Linked DNA regions of Homo sapiens: region 2 is linked to region 1. Evidence: chromatin contacts called from ENCODE Hi-C or POLR2A ChIA-PET data. All regions are on one chromosome and are shown on one strand. The core of a region is the stretch at or near the end of the contact, and the rest is flanking DNA. Distances in the headings are between cores, read along the strand shown. Region 1 holds the start of MRPL58 (mitochondrial ribosomal protein L58). Region 2 holds the start of ERLN (endoregulin).

Region 1 (3,985 bases), core at 1,039-3,538:
ATGAGTTTTAAGAGGCCATCTGGTGGGGCATGGTGGCTCATGCCTGTAATCCCAGCACTTTGGGAGGCCGAGTGAGCCAGGCGGATCACGAGATCAGGAGTTCGAGACCAGCCGGGCCAGCATGGTGAAACCCCGTCTCTACTAAAAATACAAAAATTAGTCGGGCATGGTGGTGCACGCCTGTAGTCCCAGCTACTCGGGAGGCTGAAGCAGGAGAATTACTTGAACCCAGGAGGCAGAGGTTGCAGTGAGCTGAAATCGTGCCATTGCACTCCAGCCTCGGCAACAGAGCGAGAGTCAATCTCAAAAAAAAAAAAAAAAAGGAGGTCTTCTGACCCAGGGCGGTACAGAGAAGAAGAAAGGGGTCCTATGTAGGTCCTATGTAGGACCCCCTACATAGGAATAGTACCCCAACTCATAGGCCCTATAGAAAGGCTTGTGTCTGCAAGCTCCTCAGCTGCCAGAAATGACCTCTTTCCTCTCTTCTCCCATGAATGTCCCCTCCCTGAAGCACCATCTCGGCCTATAGAAAACCAAGGAGGAGAAAGGGAAGACTGGCCTCAGCCTTTAGTGCCCATCTTTTTGGGAGAACAGGTGGCCCCTTTCTGGCCTTTCTCCCAGGGCCCCCATTCTGGATAGTTCACGGCAGCAGCAGGTAAGAGGAGCTTGCCAGCTGCTCCTCTCTCCACCCCAGGGCGGCTTGCCTCATTCTCTCCTCTACCCACCTCCTCTCCCAGAATCCAGGCCACCAGATGGCCCAAGCAGGCTGTGTTTATTTGGGGCCATGGAAACCTGCAGCTTCCTTTTCCTATTGCCTTGGGTCAGGTGCAGAGCTGGAGCCCAGCCTCAGAGCAATGATGTCATGGAAAGGTTCTGACTTTATTACTCATAACCCCTTAGCCCCCGACCTGAGTGAATGCCTGGTTTTGCTCCTCTGAGCAGCTTATTCCAGTTGCCATAGAGATGCGTCTATTCCCTTTGAGGTCTTGGGACTAAGTCAAACAGCGCGGGACCCAGGAGACTCTCCTCCCAACCCGAGATAGAGCCCGAGATATGTCAATTGTCACCCCTTTCTAGTCTGAGCTTATAAAGCCAGTGCTTAGAAAGTGGTTTATTCCTTCTTAAAGATTTGCTGTAGCCATAATGCGGAGATGGTAAAAGCTTGGTGTGATGACAATCTCCTGTTTCAATCAGCCAGCATCCCCGGGGGCACATTTTTCTAGATAATTATGCTTGTTCCTAAAAATAGAACTCTTCATTAAGAAACAATCGCTAGCATTACTAATAATTATGAACATTTATTTAGCTTTGTTTCCATTTACCACATAGCCTCTCAACACAGTAACTTAACTAAGGTTTAGCTGTTTTCAAACACTGCTTGCTCTACTGTGAACCTTTTTCAGAATTGGAACTTGTCTGTAGTTCATCCCTTACCAGCGCTATGAAAGGGTTCTAGTTAGCTGGCAGTTCTCTGAATTCTCTCCCTACCTCCCGAGGGACCCCCTCTCTCCTGGCTGGAAGAAAGCATCATCTTGCTCCATAAAGCTGAAGGGCGGGGGACGATGTTCCAGGTTTTGCAAACATTTCTTTCGGTGGCCTGCCTTCTCCTCCCATCTGGTATTTGTCCTGCAGAGCTGCTGGGTATAAGCCAGTACACACACGTGCTCAGCGGGGAATTTGCTCATAGGCTGCCTTGTAAAAAGAGCCTGGCGTTCCTAAAACTCAGCTCTACCAGAACCCAACTTTCAAAAGTACATTCCTACAGAATTCATTTTATCAGTACTCATGGGGTGCCCACGATGTGCCATGTTCTGGGTGCTGGGGATATACCAGTGAGCCGGTGCCCTCCTGGAGCTCACATTCCGGCTAGGAGACAGCAATTAGACAATTAGGACTGAGTGATTTTTGTAAAGGAAGAGAAAAAAGATAAATTAGAGCAGAGTAAAGGGGCTGGGAAGCGCGGGGCGGGAGATGCCCCAGGCTGGCCGGGCAGGCCTCGCTGCTGTTTGAATTGGGCAGTGGGCGGTCCAGGCGGAGGGCACGGACTCTGAAAGGAGAGAAGTGGTGTTTCTGGGGGCCACAAGATCGGGGCACTCTTCCGGTAGCAGCTCGCTCTCTGGCCACCGTCTTCCCCAGCCAACCAGGCCTCCCGGAGGCGGCCGGCCAGAAAGCATCGGCGGGACCCCAGTTTGCCGCCTCCCCTCGGCGGGACCTAGAAACTGCGCGGAACCAAAGCTCGAGGGCGGCTCGAGTTTGCGGACCGCGGGGAGGAAGCGCCCGCCGGAAGCAGTCGCAAGACCTGAGCATGGCGGCCACCAGGTGCCTGCGCTGGGGCCTGAGCCGAGCCGGAGTCTGGCTGCTCCCACCGCCCGCACGGTGCCCACGCCGGGCGCTGCACAAGCAGAAAGACGGCACTGAGTTCAAGAGCATCTACAGCCTGGACAAGCTCTACCCCGAATCTCAGGGCTCGGACACCGCCTGGAGGGTCCCGGTGAGCCGGGAAGGACTGGACGGAAGGGGCGTTTTGTCAGGCTGCTGGGTGACGTTAGGAACCCCAGGCCCATTGGCCGGATGTGGAGCTACGTCGGGGGGCTACGTGATGGTCGCCGCGGGAGGGGGCTGGCTGTCTGCGCTAACCTGGCCGGGAGTGGGGTGCTCGCTGTAGCGCGAGATGTGCAGGAGCCCGGAAGGCCGGCTGGGTATGCTTCTTTCAAGGCTGCCAGCTTTTCTACGTTCGTGTCCTTGGCCCTCAAGACCAAATTCCAGTCCCAAGGGGAAATACGGGCATTCTGGCCCTCCAAGGCGGACAATAAAGGCAAGAGGCTGCCAAGTTGTTTGCTACCCTTTGGGACGTTACAGTGTCCATTGTCTCTAGTAACCCCAGGACGCGCGAATAAAACAGCTTCTCTGTCGTTCCTTCAGGATGCATTTATTTAGCCAGCTGTGTGCAGGCATTGAATCAAGCCCCGGAGCAAGAGAGATAAGACCCACCCAAACCCATTGAGCTTCCACTTACAGGACTGGAAAAGAATATCCATTCATTTGTTCATTAATTCACTCACTCACTCAACAAAAGCTGTGCTAGGCTAGGGGATGGAGTAGCAAACAAAATTGAAATTCTAAAGCTTGTGGAGCTTATGTTCTAGTGGAGGGAGACAAGCAGTAAGTAAATGACTAATATAGAATGTGTGAGGTAGTACTTTGCAGAAAATAAAGCCAAGAAGGAAGAAGTAGTGCCAGAGGTAGGAAGTAGGGTTGCAATTTTAAGTAGGATTGTCTAGGAACGCTGTCAATGAGGTGGCATTTGAATAACGACCTGGAAGAAGCCAGACAGCAAGTCATGAGAATAGGGGGCGGATGAGCATCCTAGGCAGAGGGAAGAGAAAGTGCAATAACCTGAAGGCAGTAGCAATCCCCAGGTGTGGCTCAGCAGGGGTCAGGAGACAAAGCCAAAGAGAGGGATGGCTGGGGAAAGGCCTGTTACTAGGACTTAATGGCCTCCAGCCTTTCCTCTGAACGCAAGGGAGACCTATTGGAGAGCTTGAAGCAGAATGGAATTATCTTAGTTTTACAAGGATCACTCAGAGAGCCTTACAGAGAACAGATAGAGGATGCCAAGATCAGGGAGACAAGTAAGGAGATTGCAATGTAGGGCAAGAGATGATAAGCAGGGTGGAAGCAGTAGGAGTCATGAGAATTGGTCAGATCCTAGACGTATTTTGGAAAGAAAGCCTGCAAGATTTGCTAATTGATTGGATGTGAGAAGTGAGAATAAAAGAGGAATTGAAGTCTGGGGCCTTTTTTTTTTTTTTTTTTTTTTTTGAGACGGAGTCTCACTCTGTCGCCCAGGCTGGAGTGCAGTGATGCAATCTCTGTTCACTGCAAGCTCCGCCTCCCGGGTTCACGCCATTCTCCTGCCTCAGTCTCCTGAGTAGCTGGGACTACAGGCGCCCACCACTACAACCGGCTAATTTTTTTTTTTTTT
Region 2 (3,884 bases), core at 914-3,413, 630 kb after region 1:
GAAGTCAGGAGTTCAAGACCAGCCTGACCAACATGGTGAAACCTGTCTCTACTAAAAATACAAAAAAATTAGCCGGGTGTGGTGGCGCACGCCTGTAGTCCCAGCTACTCGGGAGGCTGAAGCAGGAGAATTGCTTGAACCCAGGAGGCAGAGGTTGCAGTGAGCTGAGATCACGCCACCGCACTCCAGCCTGAGCGACAGAGTGAGATTCCGTCTCAAGCAAACAAACAAAAAACAACAACAGACCAGCATAGTATATCACATGCATGTAATCCCAGCACTTTGGAAGGCCAAGGATCCTTGAGCTCGGGAGTTTGAGACCAGCCTGGGCAACATGGGGAGACCCTGTCCCTACAAATATAAAAAAAAATTAGCCAGGTGTGGTAGCATACACCTGTGGTCCCAGCTACTCCTGTGGAGGTTGAGGCAGGAGGACTGCCTGGGGCATGACAGTGGCACTGCACTCCAGCCTGAGTGACAGAGCAAGACCCTGTCTCAAAAAAAATAAAATAAAAATAAAAAATGACAATAAAGCCACGGATACAAGAATCTCATTAGAAAAACTTGGCAGAGAGTATATAAAAGTTTCCTCCCAACCGGGCATGGTGGCACACGCCTGTGATCCCAGCTACTCAGGAGGCTGAGGCAGGAGAATCGCCTGAACCCGGGAGACAGAGGTTGCAGTGAGCCAAGATCACACCACTGCACTCCAGCCTGGGCTACAGAGTGAGACTCTGCCTCAAAAAAAAAAAAAAAAATTATCCAATTGGGGCCGGCAGTTAATTGAAAGAGCTGGTCAAAGCAACTTTTGTTAAAGAACACCTAAGTTCTCTACACATCTATTACTTTTTTACATATCTCACATTAAATGGAAACATACACCTTTTCCTTGGCCGGCCTTCCTGGCCTTTTCTCTGAGTGTGGGCTTGCCAACCAGAGCTCCTGGATTGCTATCTTCTAGTTTTGGTTGAGTGTGGGCTTGCCAACCACAGCTCCTGGATTGTTATTTTCTAGTTTTGGTTTCTTTAAAGCAGAACAAAAACTTAAAGTCATTGGAACTTAAAGGCAAAGGAAGCTGGGTGTGAAAACCTTCTGGGTTTTTACAAAATGTCCCTGATGTTTAGTTATCATGTCTGCATCTTTTTCAACAGGAACATTATCTGAGTGATTCCAAAGTCATCCCAAAGTAGTCAATAGGTATTTCTAGAAAGAATTTCTTTCTCCACTCGCTCTGAGGTGCAGCACAGGTGCTTCAGCGCTCAGACTGTGTGCTGCTGGATTCAAACTCCAACTCAGTTACTTACTAGCTGATGACCTCGGCTAAGTTATTTAACCTCTCTGTGCCCGTTCCCCACATGTAAAATTGGGGTTTCAGCTATTATTGTTGCTTCATTGGTTCCCGGGATGTTAAATTCAATTATGTAATTACAAGTACAACTGCCATGAACAGGTTTGGGAACCAACACTTGACTCTTGATAAGCATCTGACTTAACTGACGGAGCTGCACGCAAAGGGTGAGCTAGAGACTGGCCCACTGCTGTGAGCGTTCAGCATGCCAAGGGCCTTAGTCAGTAAGTTTCACACAAGGAAACAGAAAACATCAGGTAACCCGGGTCAGTGACGCCCATGATAGTTAAGAACGACTGTTCTAAATCTGCCTCCATCTGTCATCCAACCCTGGCCACACCTGGGGAGAATCACCTGGGGATGTGTAAACAATACGACATCCTGGCAACCCCAGAGACTGATATAAGTGGTACCAGGTGGGGCCTGGGCATTTCTCAAAGCTCCTAGATCTTTACCAGCTGGGATAAGCACCCGAGGGCTAGAAGGGAAGCCCTTGGAGGGCAGGGCCCGCCTCTCTGATCTCACAACTGGACACACAGTGCCTGGCATGGTTCCTGGCCATAGCGGGCCCTCACATCCTAGCTTTTAAAGGAGTATATGGTGGCCACTAGGTTTCAAGCACCAGGGCACAGGCTTGATCCCCTCTTCCCAGCTTCCCTATTGTGCCAGTGGGCAGAAACCAACCACACAATGTTGCTGAGGCCGTGCCCAGGGAGCAGACAAAGGCACCAATGGGAAGCCTCAGGGGGGGAGCAACACTTCCCCCAGAAACAGTTCCAGGAGGCACCAGGCGCCAGCCAGGGCTGCAGTTAATCATTCACCCCACAACACAGGAAGTGAGCCCTACGCCAGTCCCAGCCCCAGGGCTTCCTGAGCTCGGGGCAGGTCCGCAGTCCACACGTCACCCAGACAGAGGACAGCCCAGCCCAGCCACAGGTGAGGCGGCCTGATGGCCTGGGGCAAAGGCCCTCGGTCCAGTCTCTTCCCCGTCCACCCCAAGTCTGACTTCTCTCAGGAGGGACTCATGAACACGTGCCCTGAGCACCCCCAAAATGACATCACACAAGGGCAGAAAGGAGCTGAAGGGGGAACGTGAAAGGCAGAAAGGGAGCCGTGGTTGCCAGGCAACCAGCCCTAGCCCACCTTTGTTTGTTTGGTGACAGCAACTAAGGTCTGGTCAGGGCCGCTTGGCCACGCTCATGCCTTTTCCTCTCAACAGTTGCTTCTTTGAGTCAGGGTGCAGCTCTGGTCACCTGGCGGCCTCTTCAGCTCAGCCCTCCACAAAGTGTGAGCCTGAAGGACCACCCTGAATTGCCCTTGTAGGACCCAGAACAGCTACCAGCAGAATCAGGTAATGGCTCCCTCCTTCTCCACCTGGGCTGCCCTCACCTGGCTATGGGCTTGCAGTCTGCGATAAGGAGCTCCGCTTCTAGAGGACTCCTAAGTTCTATTCTCAGCTGCTCCAAGGAGGCTACCGAGGCCTCAGCTGGAGTTGGCCCCTCCTCGGCTCCTATACGCTCTCTCAAATGCCTCCCAAATGTTTGGCAGTTGGGGCAGGAAAAACAGGGAGACTCTATCATGATGCTTTTTAGATTCTAGCCAAGTAGGTCTCAGGGATGAGAGAGAGTCCTTGCTCACACTTGCTACTCAGGAAAGAAGGACTGGAGAATCCAGGGGCATCCCCTAGGAAGAATCCAGGGCCCCACTTCTTGCGCCAGTCCTGGCTCCTGTATCTAGAGCGGGGGAAATGCCATTTGCTGCTGGCTGCAGGCATCCAGCACAAAGACTCTAGCCCTTTCATGTCCCCTGGCTGCCAGGCGGGCCGGCTGCTCACAGAGGCTGCTACAGAGGCTGGAGTCGGCGGGCAGAGCATAGCACCTGGGACAGGGCCTGGGAGGGCTGCCTGCACTCAGGTCCTCTGTCCCTCTTTTCCAGATTCTCATGGACCAACTGGTATTCAAAGAGACAATCTGGAATGATGCGTTCTGGCAGAACCCCTGGGACCAGGGGGGCCTGGCAGTGATTATCTTATTCATCACCGCTGTCCTGCTTCTCATCTTATTTGCCATCGTGTTTGGTTTACTCACTTCCACAGAAAACACTCAGTGTGAAGCGGGTGAAGAGGAGTGACCTGACTTGCTGGGGACTGAGATGGCAGCAGGGGAGGCGAGCTGACCTGCCCCCATTCCAGTGGTGGGCCCCTTCGCGGTTCCCTCTGGCTCAGGGGCCAAGCCCTGGTGTCTTCCTTTCCCATCAGGAAAAAGTCTAGTAAAATACTGTATCTGGCTTAGGGTTGGTCAGACTAGTAAGATGGGGAGGCTGGTCTGAGACCAATTCTGGCTCCTTGACCCTATTGTTTTTAGGGTTCCCCGACCAGAACCCTAAAAGCACATGGAGAGGATGGCTCCACTGCCTCAGGTGGAAGGAGCTATGGCTAACAAGGTTCTCTAACAGGCTCACAGGCCCAGCCAGCAATTTCACAAATCCTTGACAGAGAAAGACACAACCAAATGAAATAAAAATTCCTTTTCAAATC

The links. A loop is a pair of places that touch in the nucleus more often than their neighbours do. ChIA-PET counts read pairs that join two places held with the same protein, here RNA polymerase II (POLR2A). Pooled maps may share reads with other maps.
Region 2: a pooled map shows a loop between it and region 1 (13-fold over the local background). The contact joins the promoter of ERLN here to the promoter of MRPL58 in region 1. A Hi-C loop is called at or near these places in 2 of 50 pooled maps. POLR2A ChIA-PET finds 5 or more read pairs at or near these places in 2 of 52 experiments (CD8-positive, alpha-beta memory T cell and OCI-LY7).

Annotation. Positions count from the first base shown.
Region 1 is chr17:75,010,382-75,014,366 of GRCh38, forward strand. It overlaps MRPL58 (mitochondrial ribosomal protein L58), which reads left to right and starts at 2,289. Exons shown (of 6, transcript NM_001545.3): 1 at 2,289-2,491. The coding sequence starts at 2,306. RefSeq lists enhancers at 1,917-2,066, 1,933-2,616, 2,157-2,466, 2,517-2,596, 2,617-3,299 and a silencer at 2,082-2,264.
Region 2 is chr17:75,644,088-75,647,971 of GRCh38, forward strand. It overlaps ERLN (endoregulin), which reads left to right and starts at 2,164. Exons shown (of 2, transcript NM_001162997.2): 1 at 2,164-2,699; 2 at 3,284-3,884. The coding sequence starts at 3,290. The coding sequence ends at 3,478. All of the region lies in intron 8 of RECQL5 (RecQ like helicase 5), which reads right to left. RefSeq lists enhancers at 2,091-2,235, 2,403-2,482 and a cis regulatory region at 2,156-2,169.